Linked DNA regions of Mus musculus: all the other regions are linked to region 1. A link is a loop called in an ENCODE intact Hi-C map of the cell type or tissue named here. Cell type or tissue: heart. All regions are shown on one strand.

Region 1 (8,000 bases):
TCCTTAGAAACCCCAGGGAACCACCTGTGGGGAGTCTGCCATGTTCAAGCCTCATCTGTCTTCTAGAATCTTCTTAGGAAGTTGGTTCTCTTCAGCTACAATCCACTTTTCTCTGTGCTTCATGGTTTCACTGTTTCTAGCTTGACTTCTTGAAGTCACATCTGAGGTTCTCTGACTCCGGACTGCTTCTTCATTCCTTTTTTTTGTTTGTTTGTTTTTTGGTTTTCTCTGTGTAGCTCTGGCTGTCCTGGAACTCAATCTGTAGACCAGGCTGGCCTTGAACTCAGAAATCTGCCTGCCCCTGCTTCCCAAGTGCTGGGATTAAAGGCGCGAGCGCCACCACCCCCTGGCTACTGCTTCTTCACTCCCTATGTTCTCCAGGAAGCTGTTGCAGTTCCCAGCAGGTTCTCCTCAGGCCTCCTGCCTCTTACCCTTCTTTAGATTGCTGATTAGTCTTGCTTTCCTGGATTTCCTCCCGGCTTCTGATTGCTCCCAGATAATGCCCATCTAAGTAAATAGCTCTACCATCCAAACAGTTTCCCAGATCAAAGCCAGTTCTCTTCCCGGAGTCTTCCTTCTCTCTTATCTCCATTACATAGTTCCCTCTACAAATATCAATCAGATTCACGTTGACTCTGGAGGAGGTGCACTGTGGCCGACCCTAGCTCAGACCCTATTACCTCTTGCCTGACTTGAGAGTAGCCTCTTGCTGGTCTCACTGTCTGTATCCTGGCCCTCCTGTGGTTCCATGTATGTCTGATTAGAGAGGTGTTCTGCATTCCGAAGTACACATCTGAATGCGGTGTTGGACGACAGCTCTGTGGCACGGTGCTTGTCCAGCAGGGACAATGCTTTGGGTTTGGATTTCACCCTGAGCTCTGCACTGGGGGTGAGGGTGGGGGTGGAGTGACAAACAACAAAAACCAAACACTTGTGCACGCAGCATTCAATGACAAAGTTTCAATGTGTACCTACCCACCCTCCCAGAGCATCCATGCTGAAGTCCAGGCTCCTTAGCACTGGAGGACATAGGTTTTCAATGATTACAGCTTTGCTTATCTTTCCAATTTTATCTATTCCCTTCCTCCCTACCCCCAAGTCGCTTCACATACAGAAGTCCTTGCACATAGGCCGGTCCTCTAACTCACCATGCTTTTTGTGCTTCTTTCATGTTTCTCCTTAAACATGAACCCCATTATTCAACGTCCTAGGTCTCTTACAGGCTTCCTGCCTCCCTCTCCTGTAATTGCCCATTCGTGCCTGTGTCTTTCCTGGACGCTGAGGGGAGCTACCTATCAGCCAGTGCTTCGCTGCCATAATTCGAGGTCCTAGTTTACTCTCAAGAAGCACCTGCCAAATAAACAAATTTCTAATGAGATTTGGAGCAGGTTTGGTGAGTCTGAGGGTGTGGACTGGTGGGTGGATGGGAAGGGAGGCAAACAGGAGTGCTGGAGAGTTCAAACTTCAAGAGCAGAGCCATGGTGGAAACTGCAGTGTCCAGGGTGGGGCTAGCCTAGTGGCTGCTGACGTACAGTGGATGTGAAGGTCATTGGGATAGCACAGTAAAGGGACCGTATCCAATAGGGTGAGCTGCAATGATACAGCCAGGTGAATGAAGGCACTGGGTGGGGTGGGAGGGAAGCCATGAGTCAGGCTCCAAAGTCCTTTCCTAGAGGGTCTAATTAAGGGAGGGAAGTGCCTCCATCCGGTGGCCCAGCATCAGCAAGGAAGAGGAAGAGACGGCATGATGGGAGATTTACACAGGACCAGCACAGGCTCTAGGGAGACAATAACAGCAACAGCCCAGGCAAGCACAGAACCCAGTGTTCTGTGGCCACCACACAGGAAAACAAAGGCCCCCTGAGAATGTTTCAAAATGAAGATGCAGAACTTTCCAGAAAGTGGCATGGCCCGAGAAATAGTTTAGTAGAAACAGCTTTCCAGAGCCCTCCCGTCCCCAATAGAAGAATATGGAAAATAGCCCGATTCTGTAAGAGGCCATCAAAAGCTGTCTGGCATCTTCTCTCTGTAACTGTGGGTAGAAGGTAGGTGCAGCCTTTGGCCCTTTGCAAGGGAAATTTCACCAGTCTGGCTAGTTTCCCTAGAAGTGTTCAACATGTCCAAGATGAACTATGCTTGGTTGAATGGATTTTAAGTGTTAATATGCTAATGGTTTTGTTTGCTTGTTTCTTGACACCACATATCTGTCTGGTCACTGCATATCACCGAGAATGACCTTGAATTCTTCATTTTCCCCCCACCACTCCCAAGGGCTAGGGTTATAGGTGTGCACTACTACTATACCTGACTGACACATGCTTGAGCACACAGACACATACATATACGAACAAGATCACACAAATTAAAGGGGGTGGTGTGTTGAGACAAGATCTTGCCATGTGGCGCTAGAAACCTGGAACTCACTACTTAGATCAGGTTGGCTTCAAATTTACAGTCTTTGCTTTGCTAGAACTAGGATTATAGTGTAACAGGTTTCCAGACCTTAGCACAACAGATGCCATGATGAAAGTACCATTCAGGTCCTGAGACCCAGGATAGAGGCAGCAATACCTGCCAAAAACAAGAGAGAACAAAGACCTAATCCATCAAAGTCCATAGTTCCGGGAAAGTCCATAAAGGAACTAATCTTGCTTTTTGGCTTTTGTAGTTCTGCAACTAGACTGGATGACTGTTCTTGCTAACCGAGGTGTGACAAGCCAGGATATGGTTTTGTGTGTGTGTGTGTACTTAAAAAGGGGGGCGGGGAGAGCCATTGAGTTGTAAAATAAATAAATAAATAAACAAACAAACTCACCTGAGAAAGGCTCAGGACTATACTTGAACCCCAAACACCCAGAGTAGTCACTGGCTGGTAATAGAGACTTTCTATCGGCTTGAGCCCATGTCTGAGTGATCTTCTCTATTGTTATGGATACTTCATACGTGTTATCTTCTCTATCTCCCTCATCTTTGTCTCAGCTTTCTTTGTGTGCATACAAACTACCCACGACTGAATCCAGAATCTACCATAATTATAGTATAGCCTGAGCTATACCCCCGAGCCCTACTATAGGGTGTCAGCAACCCCCGTCTACTGTATTTGTGGAATTCCTCCGGCCCTTCACTCTGATCTTCATATCGCAGTAACAGTGATTACGACTTTTTTTTTTTGAGACAGGGTTTCTCTGTGTAGCCTTGGCTGTCCTGGAACTCACTGTGTAGACCAGGCTGGCCTCAAACTCAGAAATTCGCCTGCCTCTGATCACGACCTTTTTAAAACGCCAAAGCCTGGCCCTTTCCTGCTCCAAATCCTATGGATAGCTTGCTTCTCTCAAGTATTGAAGTTCTCACAGGAGGCTCACATCGCCTTGCTTCCTTCAGGAAACCACTTCCTTAGCACACTGTAGCTGTCCAAAATCCTGTCCCATTGTTAAGCATATAGCAAAGGAGCACACATGTAGCATTTTTGAGTTCCAGACTCTGTCATTAGATCTCTGTAATGCATTATTTTATTCCTCTGGGTGTGTGTTCATGGCACTTGTTTCTCTCTCTCTCTCTCTCTCTCTCTCTCTCTCTCTCTCTCTCTCTCTCTCTCTCTCTCTCTCTCTCTCTCTCTCTCTCTCTCTCTCTCTCTCTCTCTCTTTCTTTCTTTCTTTCTTCATGGAACTTGCTTCCCTATCTATCTATAGGCAGAGTTTTTCACACAGCCCGGGCTGACCTAAACCTGTGAAGTCTAGGATGACCTTGAACTCCTAATTCTCTTGAGTTCACCTCCCAGTGTTGGGATTACAGGCATGCACCACTAAAATCCACTTTGGAAAAAGTAGGATATGTACCCTTGTTGGATCTTGTTTCTTTGGAATATTTCATCACTTTTTTTCCCCTGTCAGGAGATGCCAAAGTGAAGTTACAGGTTCTGCCCAAGCATGAAAGAACCCATTTGAACAGTTTTGAGCCCTCCGCAGATGTAAAGTTTTAAGACTTGAGGAAGTGGACTGTGTTCCTCCAGGAACTAGCAAGTAAGGGGCGCATAGACGACGACTCCAGCTCCCCTTCTGCTTTTTCTCAGTGCCCCCAGCTCTTCAACTTGCCGGCGACTCAGGCGTCCCGAGTCCGCCCGGCCGTCCGGGGGCGCCCGAGTACGCAGAGGGCGTTGCGGCGCCGCCCGACGTCCCGCCTTCGGCGGCTGCGCAGTGCGCACGTCAAAGCCGGGCTCAGGCCGGAGCTGGGCGCGGGGCGCCAGGAGCCGCGCGGCCTGAGAGAGTCTGGGGCTTCAGTAGCCGCGCGAAGGCTGAGACAACCTCAGAGGCGAAGGCAGTGCGGGACCTCACGGCCACAGCCGCAGCCCTACCGAGCGCAGCACCGCGGCGGCCACAGCAGGAACCCCTGGGCCACCGTCCGCCCGCGCAGCCGCCGCCGCCGCCGCGGGAGCCCGTCGCCCGGAGCAGCTGCGGGCGGAGGACAACGGAGGGCCGGAGCGTCCGAGCCGCGCCGCGGGGACCGAGCGAGCAGCCCGAGGCGGCGGCGGCCGAGGACGGGGACGGAGACGAAGCAGAGAGGGAGCTCCCTGGCCCGGCCCAGCCCGGTGAGTGATCCCCCGGCCCGGCCCTGCTCGCGACGCGGACGCCCGCCGGCTTCCGCCCGACCCGCCTCCATTTTCCCGGGTGGCGGCGGCGGGAGCGGCCCGGAGCAGCCGGAGCTCCGGGCGCCGCCCTTGTCCTCGCCCGTACTAGGCTCCGGGGGCCTGCCGGCCGGGGCTACAACTAACCGGGGTAGAGCTGGCCCGGCCAGCTGTCACTCCCGCCGCTCCGGGGACTCCGAGCACCTAGCCCTGGGCTCCGCGTAGCCTCACTGTTAGCGGGACGCTGACACTATCTTTGTAGGGGACCTTTCAGGAAAATGCCTAACTGATTTCTGGCTAGGAATTGTGCGTTCGGCGCGTTCCCGGGTTCGGTTGGAGCAATCCAAAACGCCGACTGCGTGCCGGTGCCGGAGCGACTCCGAGGTGAACCCGGCCGGGAGGTGCCCTCCCCTGGGGAGCTTTAACGCGGTGATGTGAGAGATAAGACGAGTACACAAATAGCTAAGATACCAGGCAGGAGGGGGATAGATAAGTTCCGTTTAGGAACTACCAATTGCTAGAAAGGTGCTCCGGGGTGACTGGACCTGTCGATCGTTTCCGCCTTCCCACGAACCTGGGAGGCTTCCTGGGCGAGGCGGTGCTAAACCGGGTCTAGAAGACTCGATTGGATTCGGGAGAAGGGGGTTGCAGTGGAGAAGGGCGTGGAGGGGCAACAAAGCTGGAGGACAAAGGTACAAAGAGCATGCGAATGTTGCCAATTCCATCACCGGGTGCCGTGATAGGTGGGGTAGACTAAAGAGGCATTTGGAGTCAGATCTTTGAATGCTGTAGAGGAGCTGTTTGAACGACCTTCCACGGAAAACTTAGAACTCATTTTTCAGTGACTCATGAGGCCGGAAATGTATGCTAGGGCATATTAAAGGCGCTCTTGAGAAAGACAGGCGAGCAGAGAAGGCCACAGTCAGGACTTAGCATTGTTTCCTAAATATAATGCAGTTTGAGGTCGATTTTGACAGCTTCCGGGATATTTAAGTAAATCTATGTCCAAGCCAAGGAAAATACCTTTTGTAGAAAGTGTCACTAGATGCGTGCTTATCTGAAGTAATTAAAAGAGGTGCCTAAATTAACCTTCTCTACACACAAGGCATTTGCGTTGGTGAGTTCTCTAAAATTGCATCAGAACTTCTGGATCCCTGTGTTGGAATTGAACATTAAACTGTAGATTTATAAAAAAAAAAATAGTAATAAGAACTGAACTGTTAACAGTCTAGACAGACAGTTGGACACACACCATTTTTCTGGAAAAGTAAAAAATTTCTTGTTAATTTTTAGTTATGAAAATATTGGAGAGCCAGAAGTGAAAGTTTTTAAGCTCTATTTTACAGGTTTAAAAAAATTAGCAAGTAATTAGTAACTACTAAATGCTTACAATATATGATTTGTAAGAATTGCCTTAGAACTTACTATTGGTTTTGTAAGTGCTTATATGTACAAGGAAATCATACTTTTTTTCAGTCTTACATTTTTCTTTATCAAAGTAAGATCTAGCTGCTGCTGCTGCTGCTGCTGGTGGTGGTGGTGGTGAACGCTTTTAGCCTCTGCACTTTGGAGACGGAGGAGGGCCAGGCCAGGCCAGGCCAGCCGGCTAGATCACAGTAAGAGACTTTGTCTTTTTATTCTAATTTTTGTTTCTTAAAGTAAGACATACTCTTTGAAACATGGAAGCAGTAGTCCATCTCTCCTTTCTCCCCCACCCCATCCCCATCTTTTGAAACAGTGTAGCTCAGGTCTTCCAACCTGTCATCCTCCTGCATTGGGTTTCTAAGTGCTAGAATTACAAAATAGACTGGGAATTTTTTTTCTTTAAGTTTTCTTAATCTTATCACTTAGATTTTGTTTCTGTAAACATTTTTGCATATTTCCTTTCTGATCTTTTTCTGTGTATATTTTCCTAAAAATATATTAAGTACATTTATTTATATATTTGTTTATTTATTGGCATTTTGAAACAACCTCTTACTCTGGCCCAAGTTGTCCTGGAATTTGCTGTGGAGGCCAAGCTAGCTTTAAAATTCCAGATAGTTCTCCCGACTCAGCCTCCTAAGGGCTGGGCATGAACCAATAGAACCAGTCTGAAAGTTTTCTTAAATGTTTTATTAGGCTTTTACCTGTCAAGGTTGCATTGTTCCCTTAAGGCTTCTTGTTAGAAGTCTGTTTATTAGCTTCTCATCAAGGTTTGGTCCTGACTGCTGCTTATTGAATGTATTTTGGTTGGTAGAATACATTTATGTGATCGCCAGGAGTGGAGACGGGCACACAGACCTCTGCTATGTGAGCAGGAGTACTTTTAGTAGGCCACTGAGGGGCTGGAGAGGTTAAGAGTGTGACCTGCTCTTGCAGAGGACCTGAGTTCTGCTGTTGTTGGGTTCCCAGCATCCAGTTTGGTTCACAACTTCCTGTACAGCCCCGGCTCTATACACTCCTGTCCTCCACTGACACCTGAACTCATGTTCCCATACCCACATGTGTACACAATTTAAAAAGAAAATTAAAGAAGGACATGATAAAAAGAATATATTCATGGCCAATATAATCTGTTGTGGCCCCACCTACCCTTTGTTCTACTACTAAAAAATAGTCTATACTAGGGCTGACTACAGAGCTAATTACTTTTTGATCATGATATCAGAAGTCAGGCTAAATTTTTTTGTTGGTTGATTGGTTTGTTTGTTTGTTGTTTGTTTGTTTGTTTGTTTGTTTGAGATAGGGTTTCTCTGTGTAGTTCTGGCTATTCTGGAACTCATTTTGTAGACCAGGCTGGCCTCAAACTCAGAAATACTTGCCTCTGCTGGGCTTAAAGGCCAATACCACCCAACTTTGTTCCTGTAATTTTCTTTTTTTCCAAAACAGGGTTTCTCTGTAGCCCTGGCTGTCCTGGAACTCACTCTGTAGACTAGGCTGGACTTGAACTCAGAAATCCGCCTGCCTCTGCCTCCCAAGTGCTGGAATCAAAGGCGTGCGCCACCACTGCCCGGCTCTGTATTTTTGAGAAAAGGTCTGATTCAGTACCCTAGACTAGCCTGAACTTAACTTTGTAGCCTAGGCTGGCCTAGAATTTATGATAATCTTTCTGCCTTAGCCAGATTCTGGAATTACAGTTGTGTGCACCACATCCTGAAGACTTGAGTTTTCATACGATTACTATGAAATAGCTTAAAAAGTCCCATTGGGTTTGGCTTTACAGTTTGTCTTATGTGAATCTCTGTTGTATATTGCAAAAATATATACCCTCAAAGCCTTTCTTTTGGTCCATTATTTTTAAGTATAGATTTTTGTAGCAATTACTGTTTGTTAGTAAGAGTGTAATTTTCCTGAGAAAGTTGATCACTGACTGTTGATACTTGTTCTGCTGGCCTTA
Region 2 (8,000 bases), 110 kb after region 1:
GTTTGCCCTGGGGTTAAGTTTCCTTATTACTTCCAAGAAGGTCCCTCCTCTCTTCTTCTTAGTCTGGATATGGGGGCCCAGGAACTGATAAGTGGCAGATTGTCTGTTGGTACCCAGTGAAGATATAGAACTGGAACCCAGCTGCCTAAAGCCATGGGTCTAAGGGTGATCTAAGGAGCCGGAAGGACTAACTTGAACAACTCAGGAATATCATTATCGCCCCCTTAAGAAGGAAGTCCCAGCAGAGTCAACGTTGACAGGGCACACACTAGGGCAGCTGGCTGATGGATGGTGTCGGATAGGAGGGCTGAGCCCAAGGGTGAAGAAATTATAATTTTTCTCATTAGCCTTGGAAGACTTGGTTATATAAGTCTAGGCAATAATGTGACAGTATACAGATTAACACAAAACACATACTAATAACGAAGAAACCAGACAGAGACTATGAGCCTCAAAGGACCAGGCAATTGATTTTTGTGTAGTAGAAGAGATCAGAGGGGACGAGAGGTGCCCCAGAAACAAAAGAGGTTTTATTATGCAAGCAAAACTTCCCCAGCAACAGCCCTCTAAAGACCAATGTCTGTCTTCGTGGGCCAAGTGCTCAACCTTCAATCTCTTCTTCTGTTGAAAAGAGCTTTCCTTCATAGTTTGGGGGTGGGGGTGGCTGCTTGCCTGCATCCCTGAAATAGCTGTTTATATAATTTTTTTTAGTCCCCGTGAGGATACTTTTTCACCACTATTCACATCCCTACCCCTTCTCGGTAGCCATTTCTGAATAGGCAGAATGTTTGACGGTGGCTAGTTTTGTTCTCTGCCGCCAGTACAATGTGAGTGATAACCATCATCCAACTTCCTGCTTTTATCAGACTCTCAAAGCTAAGCAGCGCGTCCTGCCCTCCCCCAGCGTGAAATGGAAATATCAACTTTGTCTTGCCATGCGTGCTGTTAGTTATGGCCTAGGGCCTGCTGAGCCACCACCCTTATCACCATTGGGTAGTAAGGAGCTCAGGGAAGCACACTTGGCAGTCAGGAGGAGGGATTGAAATACCTACAGAACCGCTTGTTGGCTAACTCACACGACACAGCTTGCCTAAGGTCTGAGTTGGTGTGAAGGGGCCTTTGGTGGTGTGTGCTGGCTTTGCCTAGCCCAGCTGCAGTTAGGACCGTGTAAGACAGTTGACTTCTGCAAGTCTCTTCTTGCTCTACAATGCTGCCAGGCATATTTCCTCTTACCCAGTGCCTGGCTTGGCAGTAAGAGTGGGTAGAGACCCGTTATACAGCTAGTTCAAGACAGAACGTGAGCCATTGTCAGGGCACTGAGATACAAGCCAAGAAGCTAGCAGGATAGGCAATTTCATCAGAGGCCTGGGAGCTGTTTTATGCAAGGTCTCTTGGATTTAAAGGTTCTCTTTTAACTGGGAATGACCCTGGAGTCCCTCCTGGGTTTTCTGTCTGACTAACCTGTGATTCCCCAGAAGGACCACTCAAACAGATGACAGCATTGGGCTATTGCCAACCTGTGTCCTGGCCTGGTGTGTGTGTGTGTGTGTGTGTGTGTGTGTGTGTGTGTGTGTGTGTGGTGTGGTGTGGTGTGGGTAGGGGAAGGCTGCAGCTAACCAACCTTCTTCAGGGCCTGCCCCTAGTTCTGGGCAAATACTGAAATAAGATTTGTCCCCCAGACCTGAGACTGGAAGGAAGTTCCTAGGAAAACTGGGTAAGGGGTGGAGTTGGGGAGCCAGCTGGGCTTACAGTGACCCAACATCCCACGTGTTAGACGGTGATAATGAGGAACCTGCAGCCCCCCCCCCCATGGCCCCTGGTGGGAAGCTAGTCACCGAAGCCTGTGTTCAACACCTCTCCTACCCCTGCATCCCCCACCCCCAACCCCCACTGCAGCATGCAATCAAGTGGCTATCCCCCATTCTCATCCCTCTTCCCGTTAGCCGTCTGTACACACATACGCTCACACAGACAGGCCCCGGGGCTGGGGGTGGGGGCAAGGGCGTAAGAAGCAAACACATTAAATTCAGTAATCTCAGCTCTGTCATTTTCTCATTGACATTTGTCTTTGATTAATGGCCCTTGAGTATCCCCCTCCCTCAGCCCAAATACCTGTAGATCAGATTTCACTCGTGTGTGTGTGTGTGTGTGTGTGTGTGTGTGTGTGTGTGTGTCTGTGTCCATGTCCTCAGGTTCTTGGTAGGAGGACCTGCACGGAGAGGATCTGTCTCTTGTGGGCTAGGAGAGCTGGTTTTCCTGCCTAGGCTATAATGACCTTCAAAGAGGCAGCCTAGCCCCATCCATGTCTCACATTCTCTCTCTCTCTCTCTCTCTCTCACACACACACACACTCACTCACTATGGTTCCTTATCCTTTCTGTTTTCCCCTGGCTCCACTCTTCAAGGCAGTCAGAAGGCTGCCAATGAGGAGTTTCTCTTCCCAAGGAAAAATGTTTATGATTAAAAGCTCAGCCCCACAGCTGGGCTTTCCCCTCTGTCCTGGGAGGTTCCAATTCTCTCTCTCTTTCTGAGTGAGAGCTTCTCCCGGCCTTGTTTCTTTCTGCTTCAAATCCTTTCTGAGCCTGTGTTTTCTGGAGAAGCCTGGGCTGTCCAGGATGGAGGAGGAGAGAGAATTCTGGGTGCAGCCAAATGCAGTGATCTGCATAGCTACAACCTGTCCCCAGGATGCCTCAGGCTGGTGCCGGGAAGGTGGGAGGGATCACTAATGGGACACCCTTGGCTCATGTGTGGCACGAACTCAGGTGAGGTGATGTCATTGCTTTTTGGCCACTGTACACTGTCGTTCTGGGACAGAAAGCATTTGCCAGCCTTCCACCCCCAGCAAGGTCTTACTCAGTCTGTAGGTCTAACATACACACACACACAAACACACACGCGCGCACAGACACCCTTTGGCATCCTTGCCTATGTGAATTGCATCCTGCAGCCTAGGAAAGAAAAGATGCCAAGGATAGGAATGGGGTGGGGAGCACTTCAAAGTCTGCCTGTGTCTGTCTTTGTCCTTCCCTGCCTCCTACTGAGTAGCCTGTAATTGTAGCATAATCCGAGCTTTTTTTTTTTTTTTTTTTTCCTTTTTCTCTTTCTTTCTTTTTGGCATTGTTACTGAGGAACGGTAGCTAAAGAGCTGTCATCCTTTGGGCTGTATCTCAGCGAGCTGTGTTTCAGTTGGTGGTTTCCTATGCATTCTGTCCCTGGCTTTGCTAACTATCTCGTGCGCACCACTGAGAGCCCTAGGAAAACCTGAAGGCTGAGACCCAGGGCCCTTTCAGGTCCCCAGATGTCTGCCTTGCGTGCTTAACTTGAGTGTGCAGAGAGGCAGTTTGCTCAGAGGGCCTGTTGCCTTAGAAACAGTATGCACCATCCTCCCACTTTCTAAAGGGGGAAGTTCTCCCAATCCCTGGCTGTTGGTAACCATTCCATGGGGGAGGGGGAGCAATATTTCTCTGGTCTCCAGCAGGATGGTGAGTAGCCAGAGTGGAGGTTATCCCCTCAGGAAGGCAGACTAGCTATCCACCCACCTTCACTGCTGCCCCACAATCCTCAGACCCCAAAGGTCTCAGATTGCAAGAGGTCAGAGCCTGTGATGGCCCCCTAGTGGGAGACAGTAAGGAAAGGAAGGTAAGCTTTGGCTTTGACTATGTCTCACAGGCAAAAGCAGTGCTAGGGCCTCTGTCCTCAAGAGGGGACATCCTAGATTTCCTTGCCAACCTCACTTCCAGCCTTACTGCTCCATCCTGTGCTTCTGAGGGTTGGCTGGGTAGCAAGCCAGTAGAGCCCCCAGCTTTGTGCCTGGGGTTGTCAGTAGAGCCAGAGCCATGGTTAGCGTAGGGAAGATTTAGTTTTCCTTCTTCCCCTTTGAGGACTTTGATAATTTTAGACTAGATAAATTTTCCTGAAGTGAACTGACAGGAAACAGATCGACAGAAAAAAAAAAACAAAGTAAATTTTGTATACAAATCAATGCAGGAGCCATATACAAAATCTAAGACTTTAAGAAAAGGCCAGATAGCTGAATATACATTGTATAATGAACTGTAGAAGAAACGGGGGCTTGAGGCTGCTGTCGAGGGGGCCATGCTGGTTGTGGAGTGCTGATAATGCACAGGGCAAGATTAACATCTTCAGAGAGTGTTTCCCAGCTAATGATTACCTGTGGGGAGACTACTGGGGCAAGCTGTGTGTCTGTGTCTGAGGGACAGGACCTCTGGGCACTCCTCGGTTACAGATGGACGCCAGTTCCTTTCACACACACACAAAAAACCAGCTTTTAGAAGGAGCTCAGATCTGCAGAAGCCTGCACTTTCTCTATAACTAACAGGGAACCCATCAAAGAAATATATTTAGCGTGGGCTATTTTGATCTCCCTAATTATTCAACTACTCAGTGTGTACAGTTACCACCCCAGCTGGGTAAAGTGAGGAGATTCCCCAGTCAAGGGTCCTGGCCAGAGCTATGCATGACCTCTTTTCTGCACCTGGGGTCATTGCAGTCTCGACTCTTGCTTGCCATGTCCTTGTGGGCCTTTCCCACCACCCTTCGAGAAGCCTCTGTGCCCGGCACAGAGCTCCCCAGGCTAGCAGAAATTGGCCGCTGGTGCAAGACTGGAAGGCCTCAGCTTGGCCGTGATTTTTATGTGTCTAGCAGGCTCTGACTTGCAGTTTGCTTGGGCTCCCTCCCCCAATCCTGTTTCATTTCCTCAGTGGCTCTTCCAAGCTAGCTTTTCTGGTTTTCCAGAAGCACAAGAGCAAAAGAACAGCCACCGTGCAGCCTCAACAGCTGGCCACAGGGATGGCCCTAAAGGGAAGGCCCGCCCCACAGATCTGCTATTTTTACCCCATACTTTGTCCTCTACAAAGAGCTTTTAGGTTCATTGTCTCTTTTAATCCCTGGAGGCTGGTCACCTCAGATAACCTCAGGATGAATGTTCTGTTGTGGGGGGCTGTGGCCCATCTCTACTCTAGAGCCAGTGGCTTCACCAACCCCTAGAAACAGTGTGGCTTGTTCATGGAGGGAGCCTGGACATTGATGTCACCACACAGGACCTATTGCAGGGTGTAGTTGCAAAGCCACTGCAGTCCCCTGCCCCTCTGGCTAACAGCTGTCCTTGACCAGTTGTCTGAAGGCCAGACCTAGGAGAGAGGTACAAAGTGGCCAAGGTTTGATCTTGTGTATGTGTGTGTGTGTGTGGGGGGGGTCTCCACTACAGATATGGGAACCCAAGGCATTTTCTGTCCTTTTCCTAGAGGTTGGGTTGGAGAGTGAGTGCCAAACACTGGGAAATCAGACTCTCTTATAGGGTTCACCCCTACTCCCAAAGCCCAACGACCCCTTTGCTGTGCTGAGATAAAGATAAAGATTTGTCTTTGGGTAACTAGACAGAGCTCCCAACGTCTCTAGAATGAAAGAGAGAGAAGTAAGATCAGTGTCTGGCTGGAAGTGGAGGAGGGGTCAGTCACCTGCTTATTTAAGGCCTGTGGAGAAATTTCATTCCCCAATATGCTTCATCTTCTCAAGGCTGGGGAGTTCTGTGGATATTGACATTTGACCTCTCTTGGCCATGTCTGAACAGTATAGAACAGGGGAAGTGGTGGGCACTAGAGCAGAGGAAGGAACAGGCCTGGGGACATCTGTAGCATCAGCAAGAATAGATAAGGGCCATCCTGGGCTATGGTGAGAGAAAGGAGGTCATGCAGAGAGATAGTCAAGAGGTGGCCCTCAAGTCAAGTTCCAGGCAAAGTCCGCACACACCATCCACCCACCCACCCAGACCTGCGTGGCCTGACCCCACAGAGGAACAGTTGAGCACAGTAGACTGCAGGCCCAGGGCTACTTGGTTAGAGATAAGCATCAGGCCCACATCCTCTGGGCCTCCCAGAGCCCCTGCCTCCCACAGTCAGTGACCAGCTTGGTCGAGCACAGCAACTTCCACACCCATCTGTGTTTGGCTAATTTCCCTTGTCAGCCTGATTAGATTGAGACACACTTGGGAGTGTTAATAAAGCATATCTTTGCATGTGTTTGTGAAGGTTTTCCCAGAGACGGAAAGCGGGGGGGGGGGGGGGGGATCTACCCTGAATGTGGGCTGCACTGTCCTTTGGGCTGATGTCCCAGACTGAATAAAAAGGAGAGCGGAGGACGCTGGCTGAGTGCCAGCATCCATCAGCCTGCCACTTGATCTCCCCCTGTGAACATGTGCTGTGTAAGTCCACACCCGGGTGGACTGTGAGCTAAAACAAACCCTTCCTCCAGCTTACCAGGGGTCACAGCAATGAGAAATGTAACTAATACACACACCCATCACCCGAGTCCTCATCCTGGTCCATCCTGTGCCTCCAGCTGAAGGGTTAGGTCATGCCATTCTCTAGCTGTGCTCGTCCTTGGCTTCCTTTTGCCTATGACAGTGGCACCTCCCTACCAGATGCATCCTGGTTCCCATGAACTCCTTGGTCTAATGCCATCACTCAGACCATCCCATATGCCCTGTTTTATGTTTGAATGACTAGAGTAGTGGTTCTCAACCTTCCTAATGCTGTGACCCTTTGAGTCAGTTCCTCAAGTCGTGGTGACCCCAACCATAAAATTACTCTTGTTGCTACTTTGTAATTATAATTTCACTACTGCTATGATTTATGATGTATAAATATTTTGGGAGATAGGGGTTTGCCCAAGGAATCGAGAGCCACAGCTGGAGAACTGCTAAAGAGGGTGGTCAGGCTCGTCCAAGAACAGGATCTAAATTCGGGCTGATTGTTTGGAGCTTCCAGGCAAATCTCTATTTCTCTCTAACAGAAACTTGGGCAAGACAATCTGTATTGTCCTTCTGGCCCCCCAAGGCCATCCCCAGGGGATAAATTTACTTAGAGGAGGAGGAATTCAGAAGAGTGGTCCCCTCTGAGGCATCTCATTGACCATAGTGCTTCTGTCCACAGGAGGAACGCCCCCCTCGCCACCGCTCCCGGAAAGGAGGCTCCGTGGGCGGCGTGTGCTACCTGTCCATGGGCATGGTTGTATTGCTCATGGGCCTTGTGTTTGCCTCGGTCTACATCTACAGGTACTTCTTCCTTGCTCAGGTGAGGAGCCAGGCAGATGGGTGGGGAAGGGGTGGCTCCGAGACAAGGGGAGAGGAGGTCTGCTGAGGGTGTGGAAGCAGTGGGGAGCCAGAGCCTGAGGCCCCAGTGAAGAGAGACAGTAAGAATTCCCTAACCCAGGCACGCGCAGAGAACAGCCCTCCTTCCTTCCCAGTGTCCCCTTGCCTGAGCTCAGGCTACCTCGGCCACAGCACTTACTCTGGAGAGCCAAGCAAGGATCCAGGTGACTGCAGCCAGGCACCCCCATCCCTATCCTACCAGTGACAGTGTCACTCTGAAGCATCGTCACCAGGAGCTCTTAGGTCTAATAGAGAAGTTGGGAGTTTACGATTCTCTCTGGGGCTCAGACTTCAAAGATGGCCTAACTATTCCTGGCATGGACATTTGGGTTTGAGCCCTGGGCAGGTTACACTTGGTTTGCTATGACCTGCTTCCGGGAATGGTAGGTCTACAAAGCAGCTCATTTGTCTCCCCTAACATACACCCGCTAGAGAGCTAGACCTAAAGCTGGACTGCCCAGAGCTGGGAAAAGGGAGGGTCACCATACTTGAATACTGAACTCGGTTAAGTAACTAGTTTGAGAGATTAACCATGACTGTATCTACAGGGAATCTCAGAGTGACTAAAGGCTAGAGTTTCCAGTCATTGTGGACCCAACTGACCCCCACGTCTCTTAAACATTTAACGTCACCCAGTTTTTTCCACAGTAGAAATTACCTGAGAGATTGTGCTCTGTGGGGCTTTCCCCTGCAGACCTCAGCTCCCACGTTTCTCTCACCTTAGGAACTTCCTGGAAAACATGGTTGCTACACCTTCCAGGCTAGCCCTTTGCCAGGCATCTCCACCCTCTGGTGTAGGACCCTTACCTAGCCTTCTCCTGCACCCACGCTG
Region 3 (8,000 bases), 49 kb after region 1:
CAGGGTAGGTAGTTGGTCAATTCCACACTACTATTGTCTGGTACCCCTTGAGCTCATTCCAGCATCGGCAGTGTTTGCTAAACCAGTGGGCAAGCATGTTTGCCCACTGCAGTGACTGACTGCTGCTGTGAACGACCTTGCTCCCTACACATTACCTCACTTGGTTTGTATCTATGGTTTAACACTTCCCCCAAGTTCAGACTTGTTTAGACAAAGCATGAGTCAGTGACATGTCACATGCCAGCTCCTCCTACTTCCTCCTCTCTGTTCCTACCCATCTGTGTTGCTTCTTCACCCGTTACTGTTGTATCGGTCCAGTGTCCCTGTGGAAAATATGCTATATGAATAGTCTGAAATCTGACTGTTCTTAGAACAGTGTGATACTGACCAGAATTTCCTTTGTTATAGAAACCAAAGGTTTATTGAAATCTAAACGTTAACACTTCCTATTACTTCATGGTAGCTTTGATGTAAATAATTTTTAAACAATGTATAGAATTAAAAACAACAACAACAAAAACCTTTGTATTCTCATTGTGTAACCCCTGCTGGTCTTGAACTTAAAAGATCTACCTACCCCTAATTTTTGAACAAAGTATTAAAAGCATGTGCTGTCACTGGAAGCTGAAATAAGATTTTTGAGAGAGAAAGCATAAAACTCTCTGGGCTGGTGAGCAGAGTCCTTGGCCGAGGAGGTAAGAAGGAAAGGCCTAGAATGAAGCTTGGCTTGGGACCTGAGACAGCAAGCCTGCCCTACCCACAACCCCACCTCAGCCATTAGCCTTGCATCTTTCCTGCTTTCTGAGGCTCCTCCTCTCTCCCTGCACACAGCTCGGCGAGGCTGCTCCCCGCGCTCCCCGTGTTCCTCATGCATCTGCCGTGTATGCACTGCACAGGCTTTTCACAGCTACAGTCTGGTGAAAGCCAGCGCCGTGCTTTAGTGCATTGGTGTTCTAGCCCACTAACTTGAATAAGGAGCGAATATATTGTTTGAGCATCATCGTTAACTCAAAATCTATATTGGATGTTATATTAGTTACTTTTCCTGCAATAGTCCTGACAAAAGCAGTCCAAGGAAGGAAGGGTTAACTTTGTACTCAGTTGGAGGGTGGGTGAGGGGGTCAGGGTGGACGGGCTGGTCAGGAGTGCTGGTAGTCAGTTCTCCGCTCACTTTTCCTTTCTGTTTTGTCCATGACAGTAGTTGTAGCCCGTGGGGTGATGGTATCATTGTTGAGGCGACCTTGCCTTCTCACCTTAACGAGCATGCTGAGGCTACCTAGGCTAGATTGTTCCTCACAGGTGTGCTGGGGAGCTTGCCTCTTAGATGATCCTCATCCTGTCAGGTTGACCGCCAGTATATAAACCAACACAAAGCTGGTTTAGCCCATTGTAAACTTTACTTTTCTATATTTAAGTTGTCCCACCTCAGGCCATTGTGTGCTCCTTTGTTCTTTTGGCAGAGCCCAATTGGTCTGTGATGGCTTCTTTGCTTTCTGACACCTTACTCAGTTCATACGATTCCTGCCTGACCTGGAAGGTGGCACTCTATAAAAAGCACTGTGAGCCACCTTTTAAGATATCTGTACTTGAGCTGATTAAATAGTTTAGATTACTTACGTTCAATGTGGTTGACTTATTAGGCTCTAAGTACTTTGATGGAAGCTTTTAGGGGTGGTACTGCTGATTCTAGTGTGTATACAGGAAGTACTGGCATGGACTGGATTTAGAAACAGTATTTTACTAGCTTTTTAAAATCTAATGTGATCCCCAGTCTAGTGTTAACAGGTTGAACAGCATAACTGTTTGCCTTGTATTCACTGGCTTATGGTTTAATTATTTAGACAAGCTTGAAAAACCTGCCACACTTGTAACCTAAACTTCATTACCCTTGTCTTGCAAGTGTCCTGTTTATAAGAGATAAGCAAAGATTCATGCTATGATCAGCTATCTGGTGAACAGACCTTTTAATCACATGAGAGCCAGTGTACATGCTGAGTACTGTGCCCTAACTGAGGCAGACGTGTACAACTAAAGGACAGGGGGTAGTGCTGCCAGGCAGAAAATCAAGACTTCAGGATTTCAGCAGCTAAGTGGGTTTGTAAAAAGGAAGCATTTTAAGGTTAGACTTGCAGAGAGCTTAGAATTTACATAGACAGAAAAAAGAAAGCATCCTGATGGGATATCACTGGTGAAAACGGTCCAGGAGCCAAAATGACTACCATGAGATAGGCAGCAGTAAGCTGCAGAACTGAACCCTATTATGACAGGCTAGGTGATGGCTTGTACCAGAGCAGCAAACCCAGGAGGACAGTGTGCCCAGAAGTTTGTTTGGCAGTAGTTTTGAACTCTAAGCTAGAAACACTGGTGGTAAACTTTGTTGGCTTAAGGTTAGGATGCATTTGCAGTTCTTACAGTGTGAGTGCAGGCGGCAGTGGAGATAGAGGAAAGGAAGTAGAGCTGAGAGAGAGACTTGAAGAGTAAAAGGCCCAGTGATTTCTAAAGTAGGAAGTGCTGAAAGCTGAAGATTTGCAGGGAAGCTAGTATGGTAGCTACTAACCATGTGTAATAATTTAACTTTAAATCATGGCTGTTCCATCCCTCATTTGCATAGCCACACCTGTGGCTTAGTAGCCACCATAATGGGCAGCATGGATGCAAAACATTTCCCCATGATGGCACGTCTGTGATGATAGGCGTCAGAGACAGAGCACTGGTGCCAAAATGTAGAGCCGAGGGGGTGGGAAGTTAGGTCTTGGTTTTAAGTGGCAGGGTTGAGGTTTCATCTTAGATATGCTCAACTTACATAGACCTTTCCTGAGGTTTTTCAGGTACTTTGGAAAATACCCAGCCACATTTCAGAAAGAGTGAACTGGGGAAAGGAAATTCAGTCACAGTGGGGGTTGTGAGATTGTGGGCTGTCCTTAGCAGGTAAAGACAACAGAAAGAAGGGGGGGAACACGGGGAAATAAAAAGGAGAACTGGGGGGACTTTTTTCTTCCCTATTTTTAAAGAGAGGGATAGTGCTGGGTTGTAGCTCAGTGATAGAATACTTGCCAAGTATTCACAATGCCTTGAATTTGATCAACCCTACCAAAACAAAAAGGCATAGATAGACAAGAAGAGAACCATCAGAGAACATTACACAGACAGATCTTGGTCAGTCCTGTTTTAGCCAAGAGGAAGTCTCTGCTGGCCAAATAATTATTTCACTAGAGTATTGGGAAATGTTTGACTACCAAAAAACACAACATATGTGAGCTTGTCGGTGGGAAAGAGGCAGAGCCAACATTGGTATCTTGGAACACGAGAGCAGCCTGTCTGAGCAGGTAGCAGTCTATGAAAAGGAAAGTCTATGAGAAGGGGAGATGCCTGCCCAGCTGAGAGATCTTCATGATGACAAAGGAAGAAATGCTGAGAGGAACTGAGAATAAAGGAAAAGGCAGCATTTGCAGAGTTAGTGAGGAGGTGCCAGGATCTTGGGATCCCCCGGTTCTCCATGGTAGAGATGCTTTGTAAAACCTTCAGAGTGAGGCTTGCAATTGTGTGAGGTTTACATGTCTCTGAGAATCTGGAAGTACTGTTTTGAGTGTCGAAACAGTGATGTATAATTGCTGTATATTTGATGGATGGACATGTTGTGTTTATACTGTCAATTTCTGAATTTGGAAAAATACTCTATTACTGTTCTTTTCAGGTTGTAGTTCTATTGGTTGTTGTGAGCACGGTAGGTAAGCTAAGGTCCTAGATATCATATCTCTTCTTTCTAGACTTTTCCCACCAGAACTAGTCTCATGGTCTCTGCCATAGTTTTCTTTTTCTTTTATTGGGGGGCAGTTCAAGACAGGGTTTCTCTGTGTAACCCTGGCTGTCCTGGAACTCACTTCGTAGACCAGGCTAGCCTCGAACTCAGAAATCCGCCTGCCTCTGCCTCCTGAGTGCTGGGATTAAAGGCGTGTGCCACCACTGCCCAGCAGAATTTTCTTGATTGAACGCAGCTGTCTACCTCTGCATGCAGCTGTAAGCTCCAGATCAAATGACCCTGCTGTAACGTGGCTGTAGTCACTTAGGAGTATCTGAAACTTCCATTGAGAAAGTTTGAAATGTTCACTTTTGCTGTCTTGAAAGAGAAATCATGTATGGCTTTTGTTTGTTTTGTTTTGTTTTGTTTTACAGGTATGAATCTCCAGAAATAGCTCTTAATTGTGGGATAATGTTAAGAGAATGCATCAGACATGAACCACTTGCAAAAATCATTTTGTGGTCAGAACAGTTTTATGACTTCTTCAGATATGTTGAAATGTCAACATTTGACATAGCTTCAGATGCATTTGCTACATTCAAGGTAACATTTAAAAACTGAAATTCTAAGCACACTTGCAAGTCAGATTGTTTCCCCATCTTTGTCTCCTCTACTCACACTGCCCTCTAGTGGAAATAGAGATGTGCTTTATACACATTTGTATGCCTCAGGTATTTGTAGTAAAACCACAAAAAAAATTGTAATGTAAAAAAATTAAATTCTCAAATCTTATCAGAAAAGCAAAAGTCCTGTAAGGTCAAAATTGCACTTTCCTGTTCAATTATTCACTAAGTGTGGCATAGATAATATACAGATTGTCCAACAAGCAGGCTTTCTCTTGTGATGAGGCACTCTGTAGTGCCTCCTTTGGCTGGCACTGGATGGGGTAATAGAATTGGCCTCTGCTCAGAGGCCATGGATTTTGGAATATATGTGTTATCAAATACAAGAACCACATTCAGGGTGGACAGCTATAAGTTGTTGAATTCTTGTTTAGTACATGTAGCTCACTCATACTCAGAAGCCATGAACACTAACACAGAATTGTCACTTTCCTTGTAAGAGCTCAGCTTCTTAATAAAGAGCCCCTGAGACAAGGGTGGCTCTGGGTAAAGTTCGTATGTAAGGGTAATGAATACGGTAGGACAGGAGGAAGGCCTGGGGACTGACAGTAAGGTTTCACCCTGACTAAGGCATTAATAGTACCAAGGATTTATTTTCCAAAATTAGTACAGCTTCTGCAGAAGCTTTAAGTAATTTCTCAGATAATGTGTGTACATGTCATGTATGAAGGAAGCAAACTGTAGTTAAGTGTCACCATGATGTCTCAAGCTCACCGCATTTGTGGGGTAAGACTCACGATTAGGATGCATCGATGGAAGGGAGTGCCCCATTCAGGAGCAGCAGCCCAGCATGAAGAGAGGTGTGGTATTGCCTTGTGTGAAAGAGGGCCCTTTGGCTGCACTTACTCAGATTGCCTGCAAGTATGATTCAGCCACAAAATTGAAGTGGCATCACCGTGAACAGATTCTGACATGCTAGTCTCCATCCATCCAGTTTCCGAGTGCCTGACTTGTTTCAAGCACTATTCTAGGGTCTGGGGATTCAGCAGTGGCCTGTACATAGAAGCCCTGTCCTTGTGGTACCTACTCAGGGGACATCAGCCTTTAACAAGCATGGTAGCAGGCTACAAGGTGGACATGCTCTTTGACAAGGAGGCTTAGATGCTTTCTCTGTTGGTAACTCCCTTGGAAGTAATTGTGTTCCTCTTTTGCATTGCAACCATTGATGCTTGAACTTTCCTTTCTGCCTGTGAAGGGGGTTGTAGCACCTGTCACATGCAGAGAGACCTTGTATGTGACATCCGCTGAGCAGCAGATGGTTACTGAAGGGTTCAGTAAAATGACTACTGCATCTCCAGAGAGGCCGAAACTTAATTCCAGCTTTTTTATTTCTCTTGTTTAACTCTCACAGTTAAGAGACTTGGGGGAACTGAGCAAAGTTTCTTGAACACCCTCTTTAATGAGGAAACACAGCACAAGCCCTGTGCAGCAGTGAACAGTGTGAATTCTTGGGGTGGGGTTAGAAGCTTTCTTAGACAGCATACCATGCAGAACATTGAGTATGATGCTTCCCCGAACACATCATCTAATTTTCCTCATCCATTCATTGATGTATTTATTAACACTAAGCCCTTGCTATGTACTAGGAAGAGTTTAGGTGCCAGAAATTCAAAAGTTGTAAATACCAGTGTGGTGTGGTCCTTGTGTTTATGGAACTGACAGTCTAATGAAGGAGAGAACTTACTAAATAATCCCACAAGCACATGTAGAATTACAACCATGACACATCAGGAAAAGTTTTCTGAGGAAGTGATGTTAAGTCAGAGTCTAAGGTCAGGAGTAGATGACTGGACAGACAAAAAGCTTCTGTGAGGGACATTTTTGGGAGGTGAGAGGCAGATCAACTCCCTGCATACCCAGATCTCAGTAATCTCCACAAAGGAGCTCAAGCTGGATTGGTGTCCATGTGTGTGACCTTGGGCCAGGGCCACCTGTAATGAGGCATAAACAGTTCTGACCAAGTGACACCAAGGTCATTTCATGGTCACTTTATGGTCCTGAGAAAAATTATGAAATATTAAGTAGCAACTGTGTGCTAATAGTTAACAACAGTTTATTAGGCAGTTTGGTGGATATTTTAGAATTCTCTTTCCTAAGAAAGCATTAATGGAGAGCAACTCTAAAAATACATGTTTTCTTCTTCTAGGATTTACTTACAAGACATAAATTGCTCAGTGCAGAATTTTTGGAACAACATTATGATAGAGTAAGTATGTGAAATATTTTAAATGATGTTTGTAATTTTTAACAAAAATTAACTTAAATGGAGATTTAAGTTAGATTTTACATCAGGATATTTGACTCTTTAGTATTTGTAAATAGTGCTATGATCACTTTACTGAAACAACATTGAGGACTACTAAGTCTGAAGCAAAATTTGACCTTGATTCATACATTGCCCTTTGCATCTTTTTTTTATTTATTTTAGAAGGGGGAAGTGGTCAGTTTTGCTCCTGAATGATAATCTAGTTAAGATGCAAAGAGAATTTAGTCTGACTTTTATACTTTTTCTTCCTTTTTCATCAGTTGCTGCACACAAGTAGAGAGAAAGAGGCAGCAGCTGATAGGATTTGAGCAGCGCTGGCCTAGTGGGCAGGACCCCAGCACTGCCCCTGCTTCGCTGCTTACTCCTTTGTGGCCATGGCCAAGGCACTCACTGCTTGGGGGCTTAGAAACCCTCCTTATTTGTAAAGTGAGGACATTGGACTAGCCATCGGTAAGGTTGCTTCCAGCTCTGTGTCAGTGTCAGTCAAACCCAGCAATGATGACCTCCAGAGAGCTGTCAGTGATCCCGGGTGCTTGATGACTTACTGCCCGTCAGCCACACAGCCACCCCAGGGCTACAGTGCCTGTGTTCACTCGTATACCTCTCCCTTCCTCTGGAGGGCTTCTCACAGTGCCACAGTAGGCCCCTATACACTACACTGTCCAGGCTCTGATAGGCACGTGTAGAGAACTTAGAATAATAACTTTCCACTTAAACTTCCCGTCCATGCTACAAGACTTGGCTTAATTTTTAATCCTTCCACTAGTAGTTTAAATCTTTGAAGTTTTAAATATTGTTGTATTTCATCATTTGCTTTCCTATCCCACTCCATTATAAGGTTCTGGAGGCAGAACCTGTGTTTCCTCCTCTCCTCGTATGTCCTTCTTGTTCCCCCTCTCCCAGCAGCAGCACAGCATGTGGCTAAGAAAGCAGCCTCATCAGTGGCTTAAACATTGACAGCACTTTATTTCCGCCATGAGTGTTTGGATGTGGGTGTTTCCTGTGTGTGTGTCTGGTTTGAGGTGGCAGCTTTTGTTTCTTTGGAGCAACGTAGGCTTTTTAACAGGGTGGTTCTCAACCTTTTGATATGACCCTTTTAAAAGGTCATACTAGATAGCCTGCATATGAGATATTTACATATGGTTTATAACAGTAGCAAAATTAGTTATAAAAAAGCAAGGAAATAATTTTATGGTTGGAGGTCATGACAACCTGAGGAACTGTAAAGGGTTGAAGCACTGGATAGTGGTAGTGCGTGCCTTTAATCCCAACATTCAAGAGGCAGAGGCAGGCTCTGAGTTGGAGGCCAGCC

What was found. A loop is a pair of places that touch in the nucleus more often than their neighbours do. Peaks named below come from ENCODE experiments on the same cell type or tissue, not always from the same donor. Only the 100,000 strongest peaks of a DNase experiment are listed, where the experiment ranks them.
Region 2: it touches region 1 in a loop (2.3-fold over the local background); 4 of 42 quality-filtered maps call a loop at or near these places.
Region 3: it touches region 1 in a loop (4-fold over the local background); 16 of 42 quality-filtered maps call a loop at or near these places.

Annotation. Positions count from the first base shown.
Region 1 is chr1:85,789,237-85,797,236 of GRCm38, forward strand. Cab39 (calcium binding protein 39) reads left to right here and starts at 4,205. Exons shown (of 9, transcript NM_133781.5): 1 at 4,205-4,585. In heart, a CTCF peak has its summit at 4,127; DNase peaks (open chromatin) are centred at 4,165, 4,775 and 5,215; H3K4me3 peaks cover 2,502 bases; H3K27ac peaks cover 2,017 bases.
Region 2 is chr1:85,896,060-85,904,059 of GRCm38, forward strand. It overlaps Itm2c (integral membrane protein 2C), which reads left to right. Exons shown (of 6, transcript NM_022417.3): 2 at 6,951-7,091. Among named protein-coding and RNA genes, the nearest start is that of Itm2c, 5.6 kb to the left of the region's middle. In heart, a CTCF peak has its summit at 3,624; DNase peaks (open chromatin) are centred at 932, 4,802, 5,872 and 6,162; H3K4me3 peaks cover 2,963 bases; H3K27ac peaks cover 5,455 bases.
Region 3 is chr1:85,838,025-85,846,024 of GRCm38, forward strand. It overlaps Cab39 (calcium binding protein 39), which reads left to right. Exons shown (of 9, transcript NM_133781.5): 5 at 4,174-4,342; 6 at 6,569-6,628. Among named protein-coding and RNA genes, the nearest start is that of Cab39, 49 kb to the left of the region's middle. In heart, CTCF peaks have their summits at 4,430 (motif pointing left) and 4,638; a DNase peak (open chromatin) is centred at 187; H3K27ac peaks cover 514 bases.